Linked DNA regions of Homo sapiens: region 1 is linked to region 2. Evidence: chromatin loops called from intact Hi-C (ENCODE). Cell type or tissue: PC-3. All regions are shown on one strand. Links, peaks and the distances in the headings refer to the core of each region. The heading gives the core; the rest is flanking DNA.

Evidence for each region. A loop is a pair of places that touch in the nucleus more often than their neighbours do. Peaks named below come from ENCODE experiments on the same cell type or tissue, not always from the same donor. Only the 100,000 strongest peaks of a DNase experiment are listed, where the experiment ranks them.
Region 1: it touches region 2 in a loop (11-fold over the local background); 7 of 110 quality-filtered maps call a loop at or near these places.

What each region holds. Positions count from the first base shown.
Region 1 is chr4:38,946,450-38,951,835 of GRCh38, forward strand. No RefSeq gene overlaps it. Among named protein-coding and RNA genes, the nearest start is that of MIR574, 81 kb to the left of the region's middle. In PC-3, for the core only: no CTCF peak of the experiment used is centred there; DNase peaks (open chromatin) are centred at 2,212 and 3,162; H3K27ac peaks cover 1,836 bases.
Region 2 is chr4:39,132,548-39,137,933 of GRCh38, forward strand. It overlaps a transcript of KLHL5 not described here. Among named protein-coding and RNA genes, the nearest start is that of WDR19, 47 kb to the right of the region's middle. RefSeq lists a silencer at 3,015-3,064. In PC-3, for the core only: a CTCF peak has its summit at 2,963 (motif pointing left); a DNase peak (open chromatin) is centred at 2,944; H3K4me3 peaks cover 588 bases; H3K27ac peaks cover 366 bases.

The DNA.
Region 1 (5,386 bases), core at 70-5,069, 190 kb before region 2:
CTAATGCTGGAATGCCTAAGGTTGCCAGGTGAAGACAGGCTGAGAGATGATTCCCTGGGCCTAGTTCCATAGTCTGTGAATTACATTATTTAAGAGAGAATAATCACTTAAAATAGATCCACCTTCCAGGATTTCTTACAATACTGTTTTTCACCACCACTTTTAGGTAATTGTTTCTTTGCTTTGCTTTAAAATCTGGCAAAGCGCAGGATCCAGATCTGTGCAAATGTCAGTCAGTTACTAAATGAATGATTTAACAGGCTTACCTTGGAAGTTTTTTATTCCTTCAATAATGCTTTACATAAATTGCATTCATTTCATTCTATGCAATTACCCTGAACAAGCGTGCCAGTTTTTTCTCTTAACATCAAGTGCAAAATCAGTTCTAGTCTAAATAATGAATGTAGGCCTGTGCCTGTGCCTTATTAAATAAGAAGCATCAAAAGCGGATCTCAAAATCAAAGTAAAATGAGTTCAAGAAAAACTGCTTTCAGGTATTGATATAGACAGATCGAAAGGGCAAAATTGAGTCCCAAATCTTAAAGCATAGGCCTTAGCTTAAATATTATACCCAACCAAGAAGAGAAGGCTCTGTTTTCTCTGAGTGTCACCCTGGGCTGCACATCAAGCTCATAGCTAAATGAGCAGTGTGATGAGCTGAGGCCCTGGCAGGGGTGAGTGAGGATGTGCTACAGCCTCAGCAATACCAGCTAAGGAACTATGGACCTCAGATGAGGGCTCAAAGGGGTTGAAGGAAGTTCAGCCTTCGGCAGGCTGAAGTAAAGTGCTGAATACAAGGTAGGGGCCTGAATAGGGAAATAAGAGAGTTCCTTTGCGGTTTGTAGAAATTAGCTTCCCCAAGGTGCTCAGATACCTGGGAAGTCACCTTCTGCACAGGCGGGCCATGGTGTTTTCATGTTAGAAATAAAGGCAGACAGATTCCAATCATAGCCATCCCGGAGGTCCAGGATATAACATCTCAGGAAAGCAATTTAGCAACAATTTGAAATGAACATTTAATTTCTCATCTTTCCTAAAAACGTGTGTGTGTGTGTGTGTGTGTGTGTTGAACAGATGGGGTTGATCATAATACATGACTTCAAATGATTTAATTTTTTATAAAAGCAATTATTTTTCAGGGTTAAGCTAGTTTTTTCTATAATGTAAAAACTGCCCTTTGATCTTCCTCCTAAGTAAGCGTGCCCTACATTTTGATATGCAGATCCAGGCTTCAACTTGGTGTCTTAAATTACTGTGTTTGCAAAGGCTCATCAGAAGAGATCATACTGAAAATCCATTTTAGAACTTCAGTTTCGCTCTGGTTTTGTAGTTGATTAGAATTCATAACACCATAGGAGTCTATTCAGACCAGCCATTCTTCCCATAAAAGAAAAAAAGGATATAGTTAACCATGTGTTGTATTTTTCTAGATTATCTCATCACTTATGCAAGTTTATGTTCATTTTCTGTATGTCCATCTGTGCTGGATGGTGCACTAGAATATCTACTATTATCCAATTCTGAGGAAAGATATTCTATTTTTTTTCTTTCTTTCTTTCTTTCTTTCTTTCTTTTTCTTTCTTCTCTTTCTTTCTTCTTTCTTTCTTCTTTTTTTCATTTTTTTTTCTTTTGAGACACACTGTCACTCTGTCCCCCAGGCTGGAGTGCAGTAGTGCAATCTCGGCTTGCTGCAACCTCTGCCTCCCAGGTTCAAGCAATTCTGCCTCAGCCTCCCGAGTAGCTGGGATTACAGGTGCACACCACCACACCCGGCTAATTTTGTATTTGTTTAGTAGAGACGGGGTTTCACCATGTTGGCCGGGCTGCTCTCGATCTCCTGAGCTCATGTGATCTCCCCACTTCAGCCTCCCAAAATGCTGGGATTACAGGCGTGAGCCACCACACCTGGCCTATTTTTTTTTCTTAGACCCTGAAAATAATCTGAATTATTCTACCCTTTGAACATTTTACCTTTACCAATGATTAAATTATTATACCCCAAACAGTAGGAAATGTATTAATGGTATTTCTGCTATTTCTGGTGTCTGGGGTCATCATAGACTGGGAATAGAAGCTGATTAGGGAGGATCAGAATTTTGTGTTGAGATTTAAACTACATTTACCTTTGCATCAGAGTGAATTTTTCTCTGCCTGAGCTGTCAGCCAAAAAGCAATTGGATTATATCAGCCTGTGGTCACTGCTGACTCACTTGACAGGCTTGTCTCTTGTATTAGTCTCAAAGGAATTCTATATTGCAAAAGAAGAATATGTTTATTTCTTAAATGCCTTCACTGAGTGCAGAAGTTTAGGGTGATCCAGAGATGTTCTATTTCCCGGCCCTGGGTTTCACCGTCAGGCTTGGAAGCTGCCACTTGGAAGGAAAAGCAAGCACAGAAGCCAAGGCCAGATGGATGAAAGCTTGGCAAAAAACAAGGCTGAGCTTCTGCCTCTGAGTCTCTGCCATCTTTATCCTTTTTCTCTCTCAGGATTTTATTTTTTTTTTGGCAATCACCAAGTACCTGTCTCCAGGATCAGCTTTTAACATCCTGCCCCTCTTTTCCATATCTCTTATTTCCCTTCTCTTCCTCTACATTTTTTTGTCTTATTTCCCCATTAACCAGAAAACAATTCATACAAAAGATTCGGTCATAATCACCAACATGCATTTATTGTGTGCTGGGCACTGTGCTGAGTATTTTATTTGCATTATCCCGCTTCATCTCCGTAATCACCCTATTAGGTAGATATTATCATGTCCCTGCACAAATGAGAACATTGAGACCCAGAGACATTATCTACCTTGTCCAGAATTACACAACTAGTAAAAAAAAAAAAAAAAAAAGAGCCAGGATTCAAACTCAGGTCAGTTCAGCCTGACTAGCTAGCGAGCATTTTTAACTATTAGACAGAGCCTCCCAACAAAACGAATGTAACATGGTTATTTTTAGAGACACCTGCACGCTCAGATTAGCTCTAAGGTAGATTTGAGCTGTGAGGTAGATTTGTAGCTGAAAGATTTGGTTGTCAACTTTGGTTGTTTCCATGCAACTGAGAACAAACTGAGACTAAAGAGACACAGAATGCAGCCACATGAGGTTATTTGGCCTCTGGGTGGTTCTCACCACAGGCCTCTTCATCATTTCACAGACGTTTACATCAAGCAGTTTCCTGGTCATCATCGACTCAGCATCCTGTCTCACAGGTGACTTTGATATCACAAAAACGTCTCCATTTCCTTCTCCCTTCCCCTTCTCTGGTGCCAAGGAAGCCCATTTGTACATAACCACCTTCCTGAAAATCCTTAACCCTCTCCTACCTTCCCAAAGCGTGGGGTTTGTTTACTTATCTAGACAGCCTTTAAGCTGAATCTTCAGTACCAAGCTCTGTGAGACACTGATTGATGTTTAAAGAAGTACTGAATAATGCCTTTCTACCCCTGAACTTGTTTCCTGTTAAGCTCAGGAACTAATGATCATGGTGGTGGTGATAGTGATGTGATGATGATGGCATACTTACTGATCAGTCGCTATGTTTGAGACACAAAGTACACAGTCTCTACCTCTACAATCTCATTTAATCCTCCATATCAACCTTAGGAGATAGCTACTATTATTATCATTTCCATTTTACAGATGGAAAATGAAGCTCAGAGAGATTGAGTGATCTGCCTATGATTATCCGACTAAGAATTAGAAAAGCTGGGATTTATATCCAAGCAGTATGTAGAATGCTAAACATAGCCATGGAGAAGCAGATACCCAGTCATAAAGAAGAAAATTTGCTCATTTTTTCCTGGGTCTGAGTTCCCTTCTTTCAGCTAATATTTGGCCTCCCCCTCCCTGCTCTCTGTCCTGTGGCCTCAAGCAGAGACAAATTGCTCCACAAATCTTTCTGTCAGAGAGCCAACCACATTTCTCCTGCCAGCACCCCTGATCCCAGGAGAAAATGAGTGCCCTATGTGCCCTGGTCTCCCTCATGTTATAAACCTTGTATGTTGAGTGATTCATTTCTCATTGAAAAATATGATCGCCTTTCGACATTTCTGCAGGAGAGCTCTAGTCAACTCTCCTTGGGAAAAAAATTCCACTGGTAGGAAGTGATAAAGGACAAGAACCCAAATGATGAACTGCAGGACAGAAAGACCCCGGCCATTTCTCTGTCAGAAAAAATCATTTGTTCCCACAGGGTATCTTGATCAGGAAGGCTTCTCCCCCAGACATCCGCGCGGCTTCCTCCCTCGCTTCTTGAAGGTGTTTATTCAAAAACCACCTTCTAAATAAACCACCTTTCCCACCTTCGTATTTTTTTCTCTTCAGGACATACCACTGTCTAACATCCTTTATATCCTACCGATTTTTCTGTTATCTGCCTTGCACGAGGATGTAGATTCCAGGAAAGGAGGGATTTTTCTGTGTTCTGTTTGTTACCATATTCCTAACACCCACAGCAGTGCTTGGCAAATAGTCGGTGCTCAATAATGATTTGTTGAATTAACAAATAGGTCAAAGTCTTCTGTGTATAATCTGTAAACGCTGAATGAGAGAACGGAAATAGCTGTACTATAGGGTAATTTGTGGGAAAATATCTGGTTGAGTTACATTAGGAAATGTTAACTGTGAAGTAATGGTGCTCATTTTAATGGTATTTGGTGGTATAGCATTAATGATTATGATTGGGGAGCTTAGAAATGAGTAAGCTTTTTCCCAGTAAAATTAATACGATGTACTCTTTTTTTACTTTGAAGAATTTGCTGTTTGAGGGGTCTTTCAAGATTCTTCAGGGTAAGGTAGACTGCAGTGAAAATTCAGAAGCCCTGAAGAAGTTAATGGTGGTGCACAAATACTCTGGAATATTATGCAACAGTAAAAACAAATGAAAAGAATGGAATAGATCCCTGTAGTGACAGCTCCAAGATGTGTAATTGAGTGAAAAAAAAAAGAAGCTGTAGTATGATATTTGTCTACAATAACATCTTTGTACACACACACACACACACACACACACACCCCTAGAAGATCCGGAAGGATACACATGAAACTGTTAACATTGCTTATAACCAGAAGTGAAAGGGGGTGCCATAGGTGGGGGAAAACATCAGAATTTCACAATAATCAAAAGGGACTGCAATGTTATTTGCAATAATTATGTTTGTATAATGAAATATATTAATGGAATACTTATGTAACTAAATTTTTAGAAATCAAAACAGGAAGCAAAAGAAATTGCTTCTGATCAGGGAGGTAAGAGGATAGGGCCCTGCCAGAGACAGAAAGTGTAAAAACACACAGATTGTTTTTCACTAGAAGAGCCAGAAGTGTCCATGAGAGTGTCTAAATGATTTGAATTTATTTGTCATCGATGTGCCTGTAAGTTTCTAACACAAAG
Region 2 (5,386 bases), core at 291-5,290:
CAGTAAGCCGAGATCACCGCACTGCACTCCAGCCTGGGCGACAGAGTGAGACCTCATCTCAAAGAAAAAAAAAAAAGAAAGGAAAAGAAAACTCTAGGCCTTGATATTTTCATTGTCATTTTCTACCAGTCAAGGAAGACTATCTTTCTGAAAGGTATTTAAGCAGAAAAATAAATGCCCACAGAAAATAGCACAAGGGAAACGCCCTAGCTACACAATTTTAGTACATTTCTCATTCATATTCCCTTCAACAATGCTAAAACGTGTTCATTTCATTACACTAAGCAATTCTATAATTACTCAAAATATGGTGAAAGACTTTCTTCTCTAATTCTATCTAGTCTTTCATATTGCTCACTATATTGACTGCCATTACTATAATCTGTTAAATAATGAGCATTTCAGAAAGTATTGTAATACCTAAAAATGTTAAATGATAGTCTAGTCGCAGGAATCAAAACCACAGTCCATCCACATCTGCACACTGGTGACAAGTCGTCTGACCATAATAAAATAATAACTTAATATTATATATTTTAATAGTCATAATTTTAAAATTATTCTCTCTTGTTAGTAATAAAAATTATTCAGGTCAATTTTTCTTTGGCTTATCCAGCAGATGTTTTAGATTAAATCAAAGTGTTAAAAATTATGCTAATTTATGATTCTTGGTTGTTTGCTGATACTGCATAGTTAATGGTATTTAGCACATTGTCATTTTTTCAACTAATTACATTGTGCTTTAAGATTTGAGCTAAAGATTTTTTTGCACTGAATTATGTACATTCATATAATAACCTGTGAGTATAGACTCCCAGGGAGCCAGGTAGAACTATTCAATTAAAGTTCATGATAAAAATGTGATAAGTATTATTGGCATAAGGAATATACTTAAAATTAAGGGTTTCATCTGTATGACTCACACCTGTAACCCAAGTGCTTTGGGAGGCTGAGGCAGGAGGATTGCTTGAGGCCAGGAGTTCAAAACCAGCCTGGACAACATAGCAAGACCCCATTTCCTAAAAAAAAAAAAAAAAGTTTTTAATTAAAAAAAAATTTTTTATCTGTAGTAAGGCAAAGTTCCCAAACAAATACATATTTAAATGAGCACCTTTCTGAAGGACAAAGATAGAGAAAAATGCCCAATATAATATTATACCTCAGCATTCTAGGTCAAAAGACCTAGAAACTATAGCTCTATAGTCAGCAAACTACAGCCCACAGGTCAACTCTGTCTGCTATTTGTTTTTATAAATAAAGTTTTATTGGAACACAGACATGCTCATTTGTTGATGTCTGTAGCAGCTTTTGTGTTATGACAACAAAGTTGAATAGCTGTGACAGCGACTATATCTTTTTCTTGACATTTACAGAAAACATTTCCAACCTGTGCATGGGGGATCATTCTTCCGTCACCTAGAATATGAGGCCTCCGAGAGGATGAGAATGAGGGAAAAAACTACAAAGAAAATGGTAGCAAATACTAGCAAAGAAAATGGTAAGCCAAGGTAAAGCTTCCAATGATAAGAAAGTAATTGAAAGAAGAGAGCATGGGGTGAAAGACCGAGGAATGAGGGCCTGAGCTCCACATGTCAGGGCCACCCTGAGAAAGTCTCTAAGAGCCTCTGAGAAAGTTTTCTCTGGGTCTGAAAACAATTAGGGACTATCTTAGCTGTGGAGGCACCTAAGTGAAATTGAGTTAAAAATTCATATTTTATTAAATTGCTTTAGACTTGTTCATTTGATTATTTTAACATAGGGAGGTTGAGTCAACTTGATATGTGACAGACACTGTACTAAGTAAGCATTTCATATGTATGTTAACTCATTTAATTTTTACAACAGCTGTATGAAGTAGATATGACTATTCCCAGTTAATGATACGCAAACTAGCTAGTAAATGTCAGAGCCAAATTTCAAAACCAACCAGATCTGTATGACCTTAGAGCCTTTTAAAAAATCTTTGCAAGATTGCTACATGGAGGTGAGTTTAAGCTGTCTACATTACACAGGATGATACATACTTGATGCCAAGATACATCCTCACCACATCTGTGCTACATTTTAAGTTTTTACTTTTAGTGAGTAGAAACAGGCTATATAATTCTGCCTATGGTGTGCCTGAATGGATACACACACAGAGAGGTTTCATAAGTGCCTTTCTATTTTCTTTTTAAATATGTTCTGTGAAAGGACAAAAGAAGGGCATTTTAGAAAGGATGGCATAGTTAATGACTTGGGTGCAGAGGGCTGTTGCTGTCAATAAAGCAGAGAGCAGGGATGCTGAGTGGAGCAGTCATGAATGGAAATGAGAGCATGAGCCATTAGCAGGAAGTCATAAACCCATTATTAGAAGTTTCATGTCATTGAAGGGAGCCAAATGCTTTACAATTCTAAGGACTATGAATAGCCACCTAAGGAGGATGCGTCTGCTGCTGTGATGTATCAGACAGAGTCCAGTTGGGAGACAGAAATCACAGGGTAATCTGAACAGGGAAGATTTTAAATAAATAATCATGTCCCATAACAGAGGATTGGACTCAGAAAGGATTGGCTGGTTATCAGGATCTGAGATTTGCTTTTGCCCTACTGGAGCTAATAAGCTGACCTGTTATGGTTTCATGGATGCTGGCAGAAGACATCCATGGGTTGAAGGAAAAGGATTTTATTACTGAAGGCACAGAAAGCAGTAGGAATATCGTGTTGGGGTCACTTCCCTGTGCCCTTCAATTCCCACAGGAACAAGACAGAGGATCCCAGGTGGAAATCCACGGAGCTTGGGAAATCCACTGCTTTTATAGTAAGTGGTAGGCTATCCTGCTCTTTGTCCTGGAGATTTCTCGCTGCAAACACAACCCTGAGAAATGGCCCAGCTAATCAGTAGTGGGCGGGGACGCTCAGAACCCGCAGCAGAGTGCCTCTCCCCTTCCTTCTGCAATGTCTCCAGCACCCTCTACCGACAAAATTAGCACTGTGCAGACTGGCGAAGGAGAAAAAGGCTCATGTCCACGTTGACTGAGCAGGTAATGAAGACTGGATTTGTAGATGAGAAGCACTAATTAAAAACTGGTGTGGGCCGGGCGCGGTGGCTCATGCCTGTAATCCTAGCACTTTGGGAGGCCATGGCGGGTGGATCACCTGAAGTCAGGAGTTCGAGACCAGCCTGGCCAAGGTGGTGAAACCCTGTCTCTACTAAAAATACAAAAATTAGCCGGACGTGTTGGTGCGCTCCTGTAATCCCAGCTACTTGGGAGGCTGAGGCAGGAGAATCACTTGAACCTGGGGGGCAGAGGTTGCAGTAAGCCGAAATCACACCATTGCACTCCAGCCTGGGCAACAAGAGCAAAACTCCATCTCAAAAAACAAACAAACTGGCGTATATGTTTATCAGCAGTACCAGACACGGCCGAATTATGATATGGTCCAAAAAGGGACAGTGATTCAATTCATTCTAACACGTGTGTGTGTGTGTGTGTGTGTGTGTGTGTGTGTGAGATCGCCACTATGTTCTCAGAGCTAAGGTAGCTCAAAGACATGAAAAAAAATCTACTCAAAACATAGATAGTACTTAAATAATTTAAAGTTTATTTTTAAAAATCATTTCCCTTCCTTAATAATAATAATTTTTTTTTTAACTGAGTCTTTCTCTGTCACCCAGGCTGGAGTCAGTGACATGATCTCTGCTCACTGCAACCTCCACCTGCCGGGTTCAAGAGATTCTCCTGTCTCAGCCTCCCGAGTAGCTGGGATTACAGGTGCCCACCACCAAGTCTGGCTAATTTTTGTATTTTTAGTAGAGACGCGGTTTCACCATGTTGGCCAGGCTGGTCTCCAACTCCTGACCTCAGGTGATCTGCCTGCCTCAGCCTCCCAAAGTGCTGCGATTATAGGCGTGAGCCACCATACCCAGCCCCTTCCTTAATAATTCAGGCCTAAAGCCATTAGGTAGTGTATAGGAAGGATGGCATCCACAGTGGTGTCGAGAGGACTCATGGTGACCCAATGTGGGGTATTGGAGTCCAAGCAGGGTGAAGAGGGTGGGCTACAGGGTGGGTGACCTGGCACAGGGTCTCAGACCCCCATCAGAGTAAGGACAGCGTCCACACAGCACGGCAGCCTGGCCCGGACTGTCAGAGCCTGAGTAGGATGAGGGAGATATCCACACCTGAGAACAGCCCAGCACCTGGGGGATTAGAGCCTGGGCACGATGGGGAAGGTGCCTGTCCAGGGGACAGCCTGCAGTGGCTAGTTAGCCAGGGCCCAGGGAGGGAGAGGACAGCACCCCTGTGCATGGTGTGGGCTTTCAGAGCCCAAGCGTTGCAAGGAGGCCATCCACGACGGAGAACTGCCTGGAAAGGAGAGTGAGAGCCAAGCAGGAAAACATGGGCATCTGGGCCGGAGTGGGTGTGGTAGCAGAAATTGGAGATTGTTTCCATAGAAGATTGATCAAACTAGTAATTATCTTAAGGAAAATGAAAGACAAGGTTTTCACTGTTGGAGAAGGAAGTTACAAATACAGCAGAGGAAAAAACAAGGATGACCCCCGTGGTGTTGAATTGGAATTCGGCATATTGTTGTAAACTCACGGTTTTCAAGATAGAGATAATAGATTAATAAATACATATGCAAATATGTGCGTGTGTGTGTATAGAAAGATAAGTAGACAGATATAGACCAACAGATATTCCTTAGGTAGACAGATACAGACCAACAGATATTCCTTAACTCTGAACTGAGCCAGCCTGAGAATAGCAATAAACACACCTCATGTCCAGGTCTTGGCTTCTAAATACCAATTTTTACAAAAAAAAAAAGAATGATCTTCACTTTGGGAGGCCAAAGTGGGGAGGATCACTTGAGCCCAGGAGTTTGAGACCATCCTGGGCAATATAGTGAGTCCCTGTCTCTACAAAAAATAAATAAAAAATTATCTGAGCATGGTGGTGCACACCTGTAGTCCCAGCTACTTGGGAGGCTGAGGTGGGAAGATTGAGCCCAGGAGGTCGAGGCTGCAGTGAACCCTGATCACGTTGCTGCACCCCAGCCTGGGTGATGGAATGAGACCCTGTCTCAAACAAAAACAAACAAACAAAGAATAAAATATCTTGGAGAAATGGCTGATTCCAGAGCTGGGGCATGGAAAATACAAGGTGAACCGGGAACATCTTACCATCTAACCAAAAAACGAGGTTGTGCTCAAAGACTGATGAAGACATTGTGGCCCAGTTGGATGGGCTTCCACTGGCCAAATAGGAGACAATTTAAGCATAAAAATAAATAAGATCTAATAGCCAGCATCTATATGGAACTTAAACAAATTTACAAGAAAAAAACAACTCCATTAAAAAGTGGGCAAAGGACAAGAACGGACACTTTTCAAGAGAAG